Linked DNA regions of Homo sapiens: region 1 is linked to region 2. Evidence: chromatin contacts called from ENCODE Hi-C or POLR2A ChIA-PET data. All regions are on one chromosome and are shown on one strand. The core of a region is the stretch at or near the end of the contact, and the rest is flanking DNA. Distances in the headings are between cores, read along the strand shown.

Region 1 (6,635 bases), core at 2,757-5,256, 77 kb after region 2:
TTACCCGTATAGATGTTTCCCTTTTTAATTTCCTCCAAGTTTCCATTAATGGGTATTTACTAATTTGTCATGTACTTGTGTGAAAAATTAGTTTTTTTTCTAATTTTAGAAAACATTCACTTGTGTCTAAAACATTCACTTGTTAAAAAATTAGTTTTTTCACAATTGAATGTTTTGGATCCTGGACTGGACCAAAAATTATCAAGAACAGGCCAGGTGCAGTGGCAGTACTTTGGGAGGCCAGGGCAGGTGAATCACCTGAGGTCAGAAGTTCGAAATCAGCCTGGCCAACACAGTGAAACGCTATCTCTACTAAAAATACAAAAATTAGCCAGGCTTGGTGGTATGCACCTGTAATTCCAGCTACTCGGGTGGCTGAGGCAGGAGAATCATTTGAACCCGGGAGGCAGAGGTTGCAGTGGGCCAAGATCGTGCCACTGCACTCCAGCCTGGGTGATAGAGCGAGACTGTCTAAAAAAAAAAAAAAAAAAAAAAAAAAAATTATCAAGAACAGTAACAATGCCTTCTAAACTTGGTACTTATGATGTTTATGAAAAGATTATTTCTTTAGGAATTTCTTACATTTTAAATTACCACAATCATGACTATTGCAAAACTGACAGCTAAATGATCAGTGGAGTAAACAGGGTCCATGTGAATGCTGCTTTGCAATAGTGATCAGATATCACTCCAGTGCCCACAGAAACATCAGTGTGTGTTGCAATTAACACTTCAAAAAGCTCATAGTTTCATCATGCTATCATTAAAACATTAAAAATAAATTGAACTATTCATCCAAGGCATGTATAACATGTTGGCCTTTCAGGTTAAATCACTGTGAAAAAAGCTGCTTTTGACCTCAATATTTTTTTTGTAATTTGATTCCAAGATTATTTACATATTTACCCTAACAATTTTCTGCAACCTTAATTTTATTTTCATTTTTATATTTTCTATTTTAAAAGTGTTTTTCAACTTATAACTATAGAATCAATTTTTAAATGTCAGAAACTAACTAGTATATCATGGCCCAAGTGAAAATTCATACACTTGTGTAATAATAACCCCTTCTTGGAAAACGCCCTTGGCAAATACCACTGGAAAGAGAAAAATGCAAGAAATTAACATTCACTTAATTTTTAACATATTAGAAAGTGTTATGCTTTCTTAGACTATTTTATAAGTGATTATAGTTTTTTAAAAAGAGACACTGTGGGAAACATACATAAGGACTTATTACCTGTTGTTTTTGGAAAAATATAATTTGTAGCACTAGCTAAAACATTTATTCTAAAATGATTTTTAAACAATAATGTATTGTGTAGTCAGAAACCTCTATCTCGTTTCAGAGATCTAACAGATTAGAGATTAAGGGCCAGGCACTGTGGCTCACGCCTGCAATCCCAGCACTTTGGGAGGCCGAGGTGGGCGGATCACGAGGTCAGGAGATCGAGACCATCCTGGCTGCTACGGTGAAACCCCGTCTCTAATTTAAAAAAATACAAAAAAATTATCTGGGCGTGGTGGCAGGCGCCTGTAGTCCCAGCTACTCCGGAGGGTGAGGCAGGAGAATGGCGTGAACCCGGGAGGCGGAGCTTGCAGTGAGCCTAGATCACACCACTGCGCTCCAGCCTGGGCGACAGAGCGAGACTCCGTCTCAAAAAAAAGAATGAACTATTGTTTTACAATCAAACAGGAGATTTTTCTCTAATTTTTCCTTGTATTTTTAGTACTTAAGAGTTAGCTTGAAATAAATGATCTCAGGAAACTAGGAGCTAATGATTTAGAAGGCCCCTAGGTTAAAAGCAATAATAATAATAACACTCTGATTCCGTATATCTTTTCTCTTACCTTGTCAGTTTTCAGTCATGTAATTAAGAGATTAAAGTGTATTCAAATTAATTCCACTATAAGAACTTTAAAAGACTTTGAGGCTGGGCACAGTGGCTTCGCACCTGTAATCGCAGCACTTTGGGAGGCCAAGGCAGGTAGATCACTTGAGGTCAGGAGTTCGAGACTAGCCTGGCCAACATGGTGAAACCCTGTCTCTACTAAAAATACAAAAAAAAAAAAAATCTGGGCATGTTGGTGCATGCCTGTAATCCCAGCTACTGGGGAGGCTGAGGCAGGAGAATCGCTTGAACCTGGGAGGTGAAAGTTGCAGTGAGCCGAGATCACGCCACTGCACTCCACCCTGGGTGACGACTAAGACTCCGTCTCAAAAAGACTTTCGAGATAAGTGGCAAAATTTTACTTTCAAAAGTACTGGCTTAGATTGAAATGCATTTCAAATGTTAAATAGGAAGTTAATTAGAGTAAGACTTGTGAGTAAAGAGCAGAAATGCTGAATTGGTCATTTATCATTGGGGTCAATTATAATTTAACAATGATGCCCATAGAAACATTTTTTAATTTAGGGATCATTGTTTTATGTAGAATATCTCTTTTATCCTGCCCTGATAACAATTTTTTTCTCTTTTCTTAAGGTATCAGATACACACCGGACTTCAACATTCTATCATAAGACCTACCCAACCCAACTGTTTACCTCTGGACAATGCCACCCTACCTCAGAAACTGAAGGAGGTTGGATATTCAACGCATATGGTCGGAAAATGGCACTTGGGTTTTTACAGAAAAGAATGCATGCCCACCAGAAGAGGATTTGATACCTTTTTTGGTTCCCTTTTGGGAAGTGGGGATTACTATACACACTACAAATGTGACAGTCCTGGGATGTGTGGCTATGACTTGTATGAAAACGACAATGCTGCCTGGGACTATGACAATGGCATATACTCCACACAGATGTACACTCAGAGAGTACAGCAAATCTTAGCTTCCCATAACCCCACAAAGCCTATATTTTTATATATTGCCTATCAAGCTGTTCATTCACCACTGCAAGCTCCTGGCAGGTATTTCGAACACTACCGATCCATTATCAACATAAACAGGAGGAGATATGCTGCCATGCTTTCCTGCTTAGATGAAGCAATCAACAACGTGACATTGGCTCTAAAGACTTATGGTTTCTATAACAACAGCATTATCATTTACTCTTCAGATAATGGTGGCCAGCCTACGGCAGGAGGGAGTAACTGGCCTCTCAGAGGTAGCAAAGGAACATATTGGGAAGGAGGGATCCGGGCTGTAGGCTTTGTGCATAGCCCACTTCTGAAAAACAAGGGAACAGTGTGTAAGGAACTTGTGCACATCACTGACTGGTACCCCACTCTCATTTCACTGGCTGAAGGACAGATTGATGAGGACATTCAACTAGATGGCTATGATATCTGGGAGACCATAAGTGAGGGTCTTCGCTCACCCCGAGTAGATATTTTGCATAACATTGACCCCATATACACCAAGGCAAAAAATGGCTCCTGGGCAGCAGGCTATGGGATCTGGAACACTGCAATCCAGTCAGCCATCAGAGTGCAGCACTGGAAATTGCTTACAGGAAATCCTGGCTACAGCGACTGGGTCCCCCCTCAGTCTTTCAGCAACCTGGGACCGAACCGGTGGCACAATGAACGGATCACCTTGTCAACTGGCAAAAGTGTATGGCTTTTCAACATCACAGCCGACCCATATGAGAGGGTGGACCTATCTAACAGGTATCCAGGAATCGTGAAGAAGCTCCTACGGAGGCTCTCACAGTTCAACAAAACTGCAGTGCCGGTCAGGTATCCCCCCAAAGACCCCAGAAGTAACCCTAGGCTCAATGGAGGGGTCTGGGGACCATGGTATAAAGAGGAAACCAAGAAAAAGAAGCCAAGCAAAAATCAGGCTGAGAAAAAGCAAAAGAAAAGCAAAAAAAAGAAGAAGAAACAGCAGAAAGCAGTCTCAGGTTCAACTTGCCATTCAGGTGTTACTTGTGGATAAGCACAAATATTTCCTGTTTGGTTAAACTTTAATCAGTTCTTATCTTTCATCTGTTTCCTAGGTAAACCAGCAAATTTGGCTCGATAATATCGCTGGCCTAAGCGTCAGGCTTGTTTTCATGCTGTGCCACTCCAGAGACTTCTGCCACCTGGCCGCCACACTGAAAACTGTCCTGCTCAGTGCCAAGGTGCTACTCTTGCAAGCCACACTTAGAGAGAGTGGAGATGTTTATTTCTCTTGCTCCTTTAGAAAACGTGGTGAGTCCTGAGTTCCACTGCTGTGCTTCAGTCAACTGACCAAACACTGCTTTGAATTATAGGAGGAGAACAATAACCTACCATCCGCAAGCATGCTAATTTGATGGAAGTTACAGGGTATACCATCCGCAAGCATGCTAATTTGATGGAAGTTACAGGGTAGCATGATTAAAACTACCTTTGATAAATTACAGTCAAAGATTGTGTCACCTCAAAGGCCTTGAAGAATATATTTTCTTGGTGAATTTTTGTATGTCTGTCATATGACACTTGGGTTTTTTAATTAATTCTATTTTATATATATATATATGTTTCTTTTCCTGTGAAAAGCTGTTTTTCTCACATGTGAACAGCTTGCACCTCATTTTACCATGCGTGAGGGAATGGCAAATAAGAATGTTTGAGCACACTGCCCACAATGAATGTAACTATTTTCTAAACACTTTACTAGAAGAACATTTCAGTATAAAAAACCTAATTTATTTTTACAGAAAAATATTTTGTTGTTTTTATAAAAAGTTATGCAAATGACTTTATTTTATTTTTATTTCCTGCATACCATTAGAATAATTTTATTTCATTTCTTCAAATTACCAAGCACTGTAATACTATAAATTAATGTAATACTGTGTGAATTCAGACTATAAAAAACATCATTCAGAAAACTTTATAATCGTCATTGTTCAACCAAGATTTTGAATGTAATAAGATGAATATATTCCTTACAAATTACTTGGAAATTCAATGTTTGTGCAGAGTTGAGACAACTTTATTGTTTCTATCATAAACTATTTATGTATCTTAATTATTAAAATGATTTACTTTATGGCACTAGAAAATTTACTGTGGCTTTTCTGATCTAACTTCTAGCTAAAATTGTATCATTGGTCCTAAAAAATAAAAATCTTTACTAATAGGCAATTGAAGGAATGGTTTGCTAACAACCACAGTAATATAATATGATTTTACAGATAGATGCTTCCCCTTGGCTATGACATGGAGAAAGATTTTCCCATAATAATAACTAACATTTATATTAGGTTGGTGCAAAACTAGTTGCGGTTTTTCCCATTAAAAGTAATAAACTTACTCTTATACAAAGTGGACACTGTGGGGAGATACAGAGAAATGGAAGATACGGATCCTGCCTGGAGTAGGTAACCTTGCTTGGAAACCCCACATGCAAACGTCATGAGGAGAATTAAAGGAGTATTATCAGTAATGAAGTTTATCATGGGTCATCAATGAGCATAGATTGGTGTGGATCCTGTAGACCCTGGTGTTTTCTTTGAAGTGCCCTCTCCTAATGCAGAGGCCTTGAAGCTTACAGTATACACTTGAAAAGTCACAGATAGCTAGAATTATGATCTTTGAAGTTATAACTGTGATCTGAAAATGTGTGTGGTGGTATGACAGCATACCATTAAATACATTTACATCACAGCTCAAAGGACTGTGATATAATCCATTTATATCACAACTCAAAGGACTGTGATATAATCCATTTATATCACAGCTCACAGTTTCTGAAAATGTATAAAAGAATCTATAATCTAGTACTGAAATTACTAAATTGGGTAAGATGATTTAAATGATTTTAATTTTAACATTTTATTTCTAGAATATATGGCTCCATTTTATTTTATAGTGTAAAGTTGTATTTCCTAAAGTTTGTGTTTTGTCGACAGTATCTTTTAAATGAGTCTTAAAAATAAAGGCATATTGTTCATGTTTTTCTTTCCTGGTGGCACATAAATGACATGTCTTAAAATAGATGGCATCTTATACATTTTTTAAAAATAGACATCTTTACACTAAAAAAGAGTTCTGAAGAAAGTAAGTTTGGGAGATGCTGGGTTAAAGAACGTCAAAGGAGTCACTTTAATGCAGGTTTTTCTTTTAGAGGAGTTTTTAAAATCTTAGCTTGTATTGTAACCCTGACAGAAGGAAAATGTTATACAGTATTTCATAATTTCACCACAAAACTGCTGTCTGTGGCACAATGCACAGGACTAGGGTTCTGAGGAACTATACTGTTATTGGAAACATAGTGTAAACATAGAATCTTCTAGAAGTTCCTAGAAAGACAAAAAAAGAAGCAAAGAGGCAAATTAGGATTAAGAAATACCAGTAGGCATCACCTATTGTGATGTAATTCTAAGTTCTCTATAAATGATTATAATCTTCTCAGTGAAAATAATTTAGCCCACAGTGTTCTACTGGAAATGGCTTCATGGATGTTGATCACTGTTTTAGAGAGTACCTGCCACCTGCCCAGGGCTCTAGGCAGGATGTGGTTTACAAGAAGTCTCAGTGTCTTGCCCTCAAGAAATTAAAATATAATCTAATAGTCATGTATAAGTCATGAACAAAAATGTTTCTAAAAATGCTGGCAGCAAATCACTAGGGATTTCAAGATGGCCAGGAAGGAAAACACTGTGTCCTTGAGTTTTGTGCCCTAATCACTGATGCCATGTTAATATGAGGAAT
Region 2 (7,118 bases), core at 3,551-6,050:
CAACACGGGACAGACCCTCCCCCATGATTCAATTATCTCCCACCAGGTCCCTCCCATGACACATGAGAATTATGGGAGCTACAATTCAAGATGAGATTTGGGTGGGCACACAGCCAAACCATATCGGAAGCAAACTCAACTTAACATTTACTAAACCAGCAAGTTAGCCATCCTACTTGGTCGTGATCAGAAAGTGGATGTTGCTTGTGATAACTTAATGGCTCAAAGCAGCCTAAGTTCCATAGCCTAGTAAAGAGTTAATAATACTTAATAAGGAGTTTATTATATGTCATGTCATATTATATCTCATGTCAAAATGATCATATTAGGGTAAACATCTGTTTTAGACTATTTGTGTATTAATTTAAACACAGTGACATTCCTTCATTTTGAGTATTTAATGTACTTATAAATGCAACCAAGCAGCAATCGGGTTTTAAATCTTTTTAATAGTCTGTAAATCTCTGGATTGGCTGTTTTCACTATTTTTAAACCTACACTTAGCTGTATCTTTTTGAAATTTGAGTATATGTTTAGCTGAAAATAAGTACCTACAGAAGAAATGGGAATGGTGTGGCAGGCATGCTGTCCTACTAGGCATACCTTCAAATATTTTTTTAGGTATATGAAATTCATAAGCTATTCAGTCCATGCATATTGGGAGGCTGTGGGAAATGTCATTTTAACGGTGAGATTTAACATCGATGTTTCAAAGAAATACTGTTTAGCTACCCACTTTACTGCTTGCTTGTGATTTTCTTAGCTTTTATGTTGACTGACAGGCTCCCCATACCCAATCCGTCACTCCACCCTCCAACCTCTGGGCATCCAGTACCCTTGGTCTGTCCCTTGAGGAACCCCGGGCACCCTGTTGTGCCTTATTCATACCATCCCTTTTTGTTAACGGCCATTCTCCCAATTTAACCTACTCATTCTTTTCTATTATCCAATTAAACAAGGTCCTATCTTGGGTCCCTTATTCTTTTGTCCCTTTTGCCCCCCTCTTAGTTGATTAAATCTAAGTTTTTAATAAATGCTCTTCTCCCATCAGGTAACAAAACCAAAGCATAGTTTTTTAACCTAAGGAATATTTTGCTGTACAGTTTTTACACACCGTGGCAATTGTGTGATTCTAGTCTTTACTCCCTCAAGTCTCTCCCTGAAAATGTCCTGGGAATTCTTTTCCTATATTTTTCATCATGTCTTACTCTAATCAAGAAAAAAAAAAACCCAATAAGAAGTCAACAGGTTCAGTACTCTCAGAGTAAAGTTACAACTCTTCAAATTTTGATGGACTGAAGCAGCTCATTTGTAACTTCTATCCCTATAAATCCATCCCAGAAATCACCTCACTAAAATAGTTTGTCATGTTATGTTCTACTCAAAGGATTTCATTCCTCCTAATGACCTCAGAATCAAGTTCCAGCTCTTCATACTTTTTCAAAGTCCCTCATATCTGGTGTCACCTGAATTTCCTAACATTGTTTCCCATAATCTTCCAATCCAAACATGTGTTCAGCAAACTGGCTTTCTCTTTTCTTTAATTTGAAATATCCTTCCTTTAACTTTCTCTCCTCCTTCCTAAATTTTTATCATACTTTAAGGCATAGCTTCACCTCACCTCCTGATTAACCCTTACTTGAATACTCAGTCCATACAGATTTCATTTCTAGGCAATTCTATTTTTCTTTCCTTTTTTTTCTGAATCAAATAACAGCTTAAATTTTTATATAACCATTCCACAACTACAGTTTATGTGTAATATAAGCATATTCAAGCTGAAATAAGCCTAAGGGCAGCTGATGCCTGAATACTAAAATGCTGATTCTAAAATCAGGAAAGATCTAGTAAGTTACAGAGGGTCTTTAACTGGACACTTCATGAGAACACTAAAACTGTTGCTTACAGCGCATGAAACCCAAACCTATAATGAGAAATGCAAAGCATATGTACTTATAATACCAGTATATAAACTATAAAGCTTAGGGTGTTCAATAGACTCTGATGTCATTCCCCGTGTCTTCCTCAGGGATGTGAAATAAGTCCTACCTACTGTGGGTAGGGCACTCAGCTGACTTTGATTTTCCTCTTTGAGTCACATCTCATTTGGTCTACTGTGGCATGGCCATTCTTGTTTCTCGGCTCTTATTACTAATTGTTAGTAGTTCTTAGTCTTTCTTAGGGTTAGTGCTGTTTAATCCAGAAATGACCTTTTAGGGCCTGAATTCAGTCCTTCTATCCTGAGCGTAGAGTGTCTGCATGCCTCATGTGGGGATTAGAATTCTAACTCTGGCAGCTGTGTTGTCTCTGTGCTATGTGGCTGGCAAAGACTTTAAAGCCCATTTGTAGGAAGAATATCTTTTGTAAACCATCAGCTTTGAAGTCAGATTTCTAAGTCTAAATTTTCTATAGAAAGCCAACGGCAAACAAAATAACATGCCCTCAGTTTAAATATCACTCCCCTGAACCACCTCACCCAGTAATTGTACCCAGTCTAAATCGTTTTTTGTTTTAAAATTTCTTTGAAAATGTTCCTTTTTTCAGAACATTTGTATAGTAAGTAATACAGTAAGTAACTATTGGAGTTGTAGGGTGATTCATTGATGAATGTATTTCTTCTTCACTCTGGTGTATATTCCAACAGAGCAGAGACTGATTTATTGCATCATTACCTTCCTGTCCTCTAGCATTGGCCCAGCTCCCCAAATACTTGTTGAGTGGAAGAATACCTCATAAGGTTGATATAGATGGAAAAGAAATAAACTGTATATAGCACTATATAAACAAACATACCCAGTCAGTCCTCTGTATTCGCAGGGTCTACATTATGGGACTCAACCAACTATACACTGGAAACATTCAAGGAAAGAAGAAAAAAAAATAACAATACAACAATAAAAATAATACAGTCCAACAACTATTTTCATAGCATTTACATTGTATTAGGTATCATAAGTAATATAGAGATGTTTTAAAGCATAGAAGATACATTAATATGTAGGTTTTATACACATAGTGCACCATTTTACATAAGGGACTTGAACATCCATGAATTTTGGTATCCCTCAGGGTTCTGAAACTAATCCCTGATAGATGCGACTGTATATGTGTGTATGTATCAGTATATAGAATACTATGGTTAGCACATGGTAAGTATTCCATACATTTTGATTGTTTTTTATTATTATTGCTTGGAACCTCAACTGAAAATGTGTCTCCTTCTTGCACAGAACATGGATACTTCTTGTGCTATGTCACAAGAAGTCACTATCTCCCCAAATAAAAGGCTAGATTGACCAGAATGTTTGCATCTTTCCCATTCAAGCACCTGGCTAGGCCCATTAAGCCTAGGGCCCTACCTCTCAATGCTTTTCAATCCCCTGACACTCAGTACTCTCATTACATATTTGGTGACTTAATTTACAGAATTGCTAAACTCACATTTCTGAACATGGCTTCTAAAACTGACTATCTCTCCCCAGCTTAGCCAGAAGGGCTGCAAGGAAGAACAGAGACCAGAAGGCCTACAGCAGCTAGCAAGGTTAACTTCATGGAGCACCATCGTGCCTTTCAAAGTTCCCATTTCACAAAGTTTTGCCTGGGAACTCAGCAGGAACTTTAGCAACAGGAGAGAATTAGAAATAAATGGCTAAATGAAACCTAGATTTATGTTTCAGTCAATTGAGAGAATCTGACATGTTATGTGCCAGCCCACAGTAGGTATTCAGTAAGTAACTGTTGAATAAATTTGGTGGTAGAAAAAAATATCTCAGTGGCTCTTGGCATTCATTGCCTCTTCTATAGAGACTATACTATACATCCCTCTGCTGCCTTTGAGCAGGACTTTAAAACTCTATGACTCTAGTAAAATCAAGAGTATTTTCACAACCAAGATAAGTTTTTACAATGGTTTTCCTCCACATGGTAAAAAAGAAAGAAGGAAAAAAAATGATGAAGCTCCCTGAATTACTGGATGGGAAACACTGGCTTCTTTAATGCAGGAATGCAGACTGGCTTCGGGGTTCTTGAAGGAGAAATGCATAACTCTTCCTCTCCAGGCTTTTGGCTGGAGACACCCTGTGGGTAAGTTAGGGGAGAGGTAAGAGGGAGCGGGCAATTCCAGTATTTTCACATAGGGAAAGGGTAACGAAGAATCAGGCTGTAAAAGCCAGCTATTGGGAGAGGAAATAAAACTTAAAAATTTGTCATCGTTACTGAAAAAAAAAAAAAAAAAGGTAGGGACAAAAGGAATAGGAAAATGATGGGGGTGGGGGGACTAGTAAAGGAAAACCTGCAAAGGAAGTTGGAAAGAGGAAAGAGTGTCATACGCATTTTGTTTTTATTCCTGCTCCTTCTCTCTCACTCCCTCCAGAAGCTAGAAAAAGTTTGCAAGCGCAACTTTAGGGATGGGAGACGGGGCTCTTCACCAACAGCCCCACGAAAAGAAGTGCCCGCTTTACCCTTCCCCATTCGCGCCGCCGTCCTTTCCCTCTAGCGGGGTGATGGGCAGGAGGCGACACTCTTGGGACGCGGTAGCCCAGGCGGATCCCCCGGAATCCCGCTGGGCTGGAGCAGCACGCAGCTCTCTCTCTGGCAAAGCCTCCTCTGCCTTGGCCATCCACCTCCCGGAAAAGAAAAAGGAAAGATCGAGCCTCTAAACAGTCCTTTTCCCCCACCCCCTCTTCCCGGGGGAGCTCAGGAAGAAAGTACCGTTCTGTGATTCACTGGAGAGAAAAGAGGGAGGAGGCAAAAGAACTCGGAGTGCCAAAGCTAAATAAGTTAGCTGAGAAAACGCACGCAGTTTGCAGCGCCTGCGCCGGGTGCGCCAACTACGCAAAGACCAAGCGGGCTCCGCGCGGACCGGCCGCGGGGCTAGGGACCCGGCTTTGGCCTTCAGGCTCCCTAGCAGCGGGGAAAAGGAATTGCTGCCCGGAGTTTCTGCGGAGGTGGAGGGAGATCAGGAAACGGCTTCTTCCTCACTTCGCCGCCTGGTGAGTGTCGGGGAGATTGGCAAACGCCTAGGAAAGGACTGGGGAAAATAGCCCTGGGAAAGTGGAGAAGGTGATCAGGAGGCCGGTCCACTACGGCAGTTTATCTGTCTGATCAGAGCCAGACGCGACGCGTCCACTTCGCAGTTCTTTCCAGGTGTGGGGACCGCAGGACAGACGGCCGATCCCGCCGCCCTCCGTACCAGCACTCCCAGGAGAGTCAGCCTCGCTCCCCAACGTCGAGGGCGCTCTGGCCACGAAAAGTTCCTGTCCACTGTGATTCTCAATTCCTTGCTTGGTTTTTTTCTCCAGAGAACTTTTGGGTGGAGATATTAACTTTTTTCTTTTTTTTTTCCTTGGTGGAAGCTGCTCTAGGGAGGGGGGAGGAGGAGGAGAAAGTGAAATGTGCTGGAGAAGAGCGAGCCCTCCTTGTTCTTCCGGAGTCCCATCCATTAAGCCATCACTTCTGGAAGATTAAAGTTGTCGGACATGGTGACAGCTGAGAGGAGAGGAGGATTTCTTGCCAGGTGGAGAGTCTTCACCGTCTGTTGGGTGCATGTGTGCGCCCGCAGCGGCGCGGGGCGCGTGGTTCTCCGCGTGGAGTCTCACCTGGGACCTGAGTGAATGGCTCCCAGGGGCTGTGCGGGGCATCCGCCTCCGCCTTCTCCACAGGCCTGTGTCTGTCCTGGAAAGATGCTAGCAATGGGGGCGCTGGCAGGATTCTGGATCCTCTGCCTCCTCACTTATGGTTACCTGTCCTGGGGCCAGGCCTTAGAAGAGGAGGAAGAAGGGGCCTTACTAGCTCAAGCTGGAGAGAAACTAGAGCCCAGCACAACTTCCACCTCCCAGCCCCATCTCATTTTCATCCTAGCGGATGATCAGGGATTTAGAGATGTGGGTTACCACGGATCTGAGATTAAAACACCTACTCTTGACAAGCTCGCTGCCGAAGGAGTTAAACTGGAGAACTACTATGTCCAGCCTATTTGCACACCATCCAGGAGTCAGTTTATTACTGGAAAGTAAGTGTTCCTACTTCTTATATTTATTCCTTGGAGAAATCTTAAGCATTTAATGAAGATCCAGCTCCAAATTTAAGGGAGTAACAGAAAGTATGGGGAACAACTGAATGAATGAAGAATGAATGAATGATGTATGGTATTGGGGTACCGTGTTAAAATGGATACAATGTTAATGATCTTAATTTTCTAGTCACTAGTGTAGTCTAGTTTTCCTTTTTACAGAGCCAATTATAAGTTTCTAAATGAGATGAGAACGTATAAATACCCACAAACCAGAGATTTCCAGAAATGGTCTCCTGTTTCAAATCTATTCTACTTTTGAGCATGCTCAGATTTTGTTTCAGATGTCATACTAGAATTCACACTCACCATCACTGATAAGAAAGATCAAAAATTTTTTTTACTCTTGGTGCATTCTTAAATCTAGAATTATCAGAGAAAATGAACCAACGAAACAGATATAGAGTAATGTAAAATATGACCAGTTTATGTATGACTCTGCTTCGGTCTTTGATGGGTCATTTTCTCTTATGAGACCCCCTAATGAAGGCCATATTTAATTAGCAAAGCAGTTCTCAAAATGCAAGGAAATACAATGGTAAGTGCTCAAGAGGAGTCAAACTTCATCTGCAGTTTTCTGTTGCTCTTCACAGGTCTGGAATTTTCTGACTAACCAACAGAAATCAGACTATTTGGATGCTTAAGTAAAGTGCTTTTCATATTGTTGCTGCTTTGCTAAGTAGCTAAATCTTCTACTTAAATTGTTCAAACATTTTCATATTTTTACTCTATCCTATCAGAACACAGGCTACTGTAATTGATTTGGATGTACAAATTCAGCCTGTGGAACGAAGATAAACTAGGAAGGGCAGGGGTTAAGCTGGACAGAGGTAGAAGAAAATCCTTAGCCATTTCAATCTATGTCTTGTGATTTCAGTTGCAGGACAGGGAACCCTTGCTTCTGTGAAGTTGTTCTTGGAATTGGATCCTATAAAAGTAGCCAGTATCCATTGGAAAAATAAAGACTATTTTGTAAGAATCTCTGTCTCGCAGAGACTTTTGCTTACAGCATGATTTCCACTGCTTAGCAAACTGTCAGAACTTAGCA

What was found. A loop is a pair of places that touch in the nucleus more often than their neighbours do. ChIA-PET counts read pairs that join two places held with the same protein, here RNA polymerase II (POLR2A). Pooled maps may share reads with other maps.
Region 1: a pooled map shows a loop between it and region 2 (4-fold over the local background). The contact joins the enhancer-like site here to the promoter of ARSJ in region 2. A Hi-C loop is called at or near these places in 1 of 168 maps with a recorded cell type or tissue (IMR-90) and 2 of 50 pooled maps. POLR2A ChIA-PET finds 5 or more read pairs at or near these places in 3 of 52 experiments (Caco-2, OCI-LY7 and WTC11).

Annotation. Positions count from the first base shown.
Region 1 is chr4:113,899,527-113,906,161 of GRCh38, reverse strand. ARSJ (arylsulfatase family member J) reads left to right here. Exons shown (of 2, transcript NM_024590.4): 2 at 2,487-5,878. The coding sequence ends at 3,888. Among named protein-coding and RNA genes, the nearest start is that of ARSJ, 77 kb to the left of the region's middle. Within about 2 kb of position 4,006, at least 4 of the 41 ENCODE cell types and tissues checked have a DNase peak (open chromatin) inside an H3K27ac peak, as active enhancers do.
Region 2 is chr4:113,977,329-113,984,446 of GRCh38, reverse strand. It overlaps ARSJ (arylsulfatase family member J), which reads left to right and starts at 4,800. Exons shown (of 2, transcript NM_024590.4): 1 at 4,800-6,010. The coding sequence starts at 5,613. It overlaps LOC107986305 (a long non-coding RNA gene), which reads right to left and starts at 4,634. Exons shown (of 2, transcript XR_001741794.2): 1 at 4,461-4,634; 2 at 2,919-4,077. LOC124900762 (a long non-coding RNA gene) reads left to right here. Exons shown (of 3, transcript XR_007058237.1): 3 at 3,483-3,552.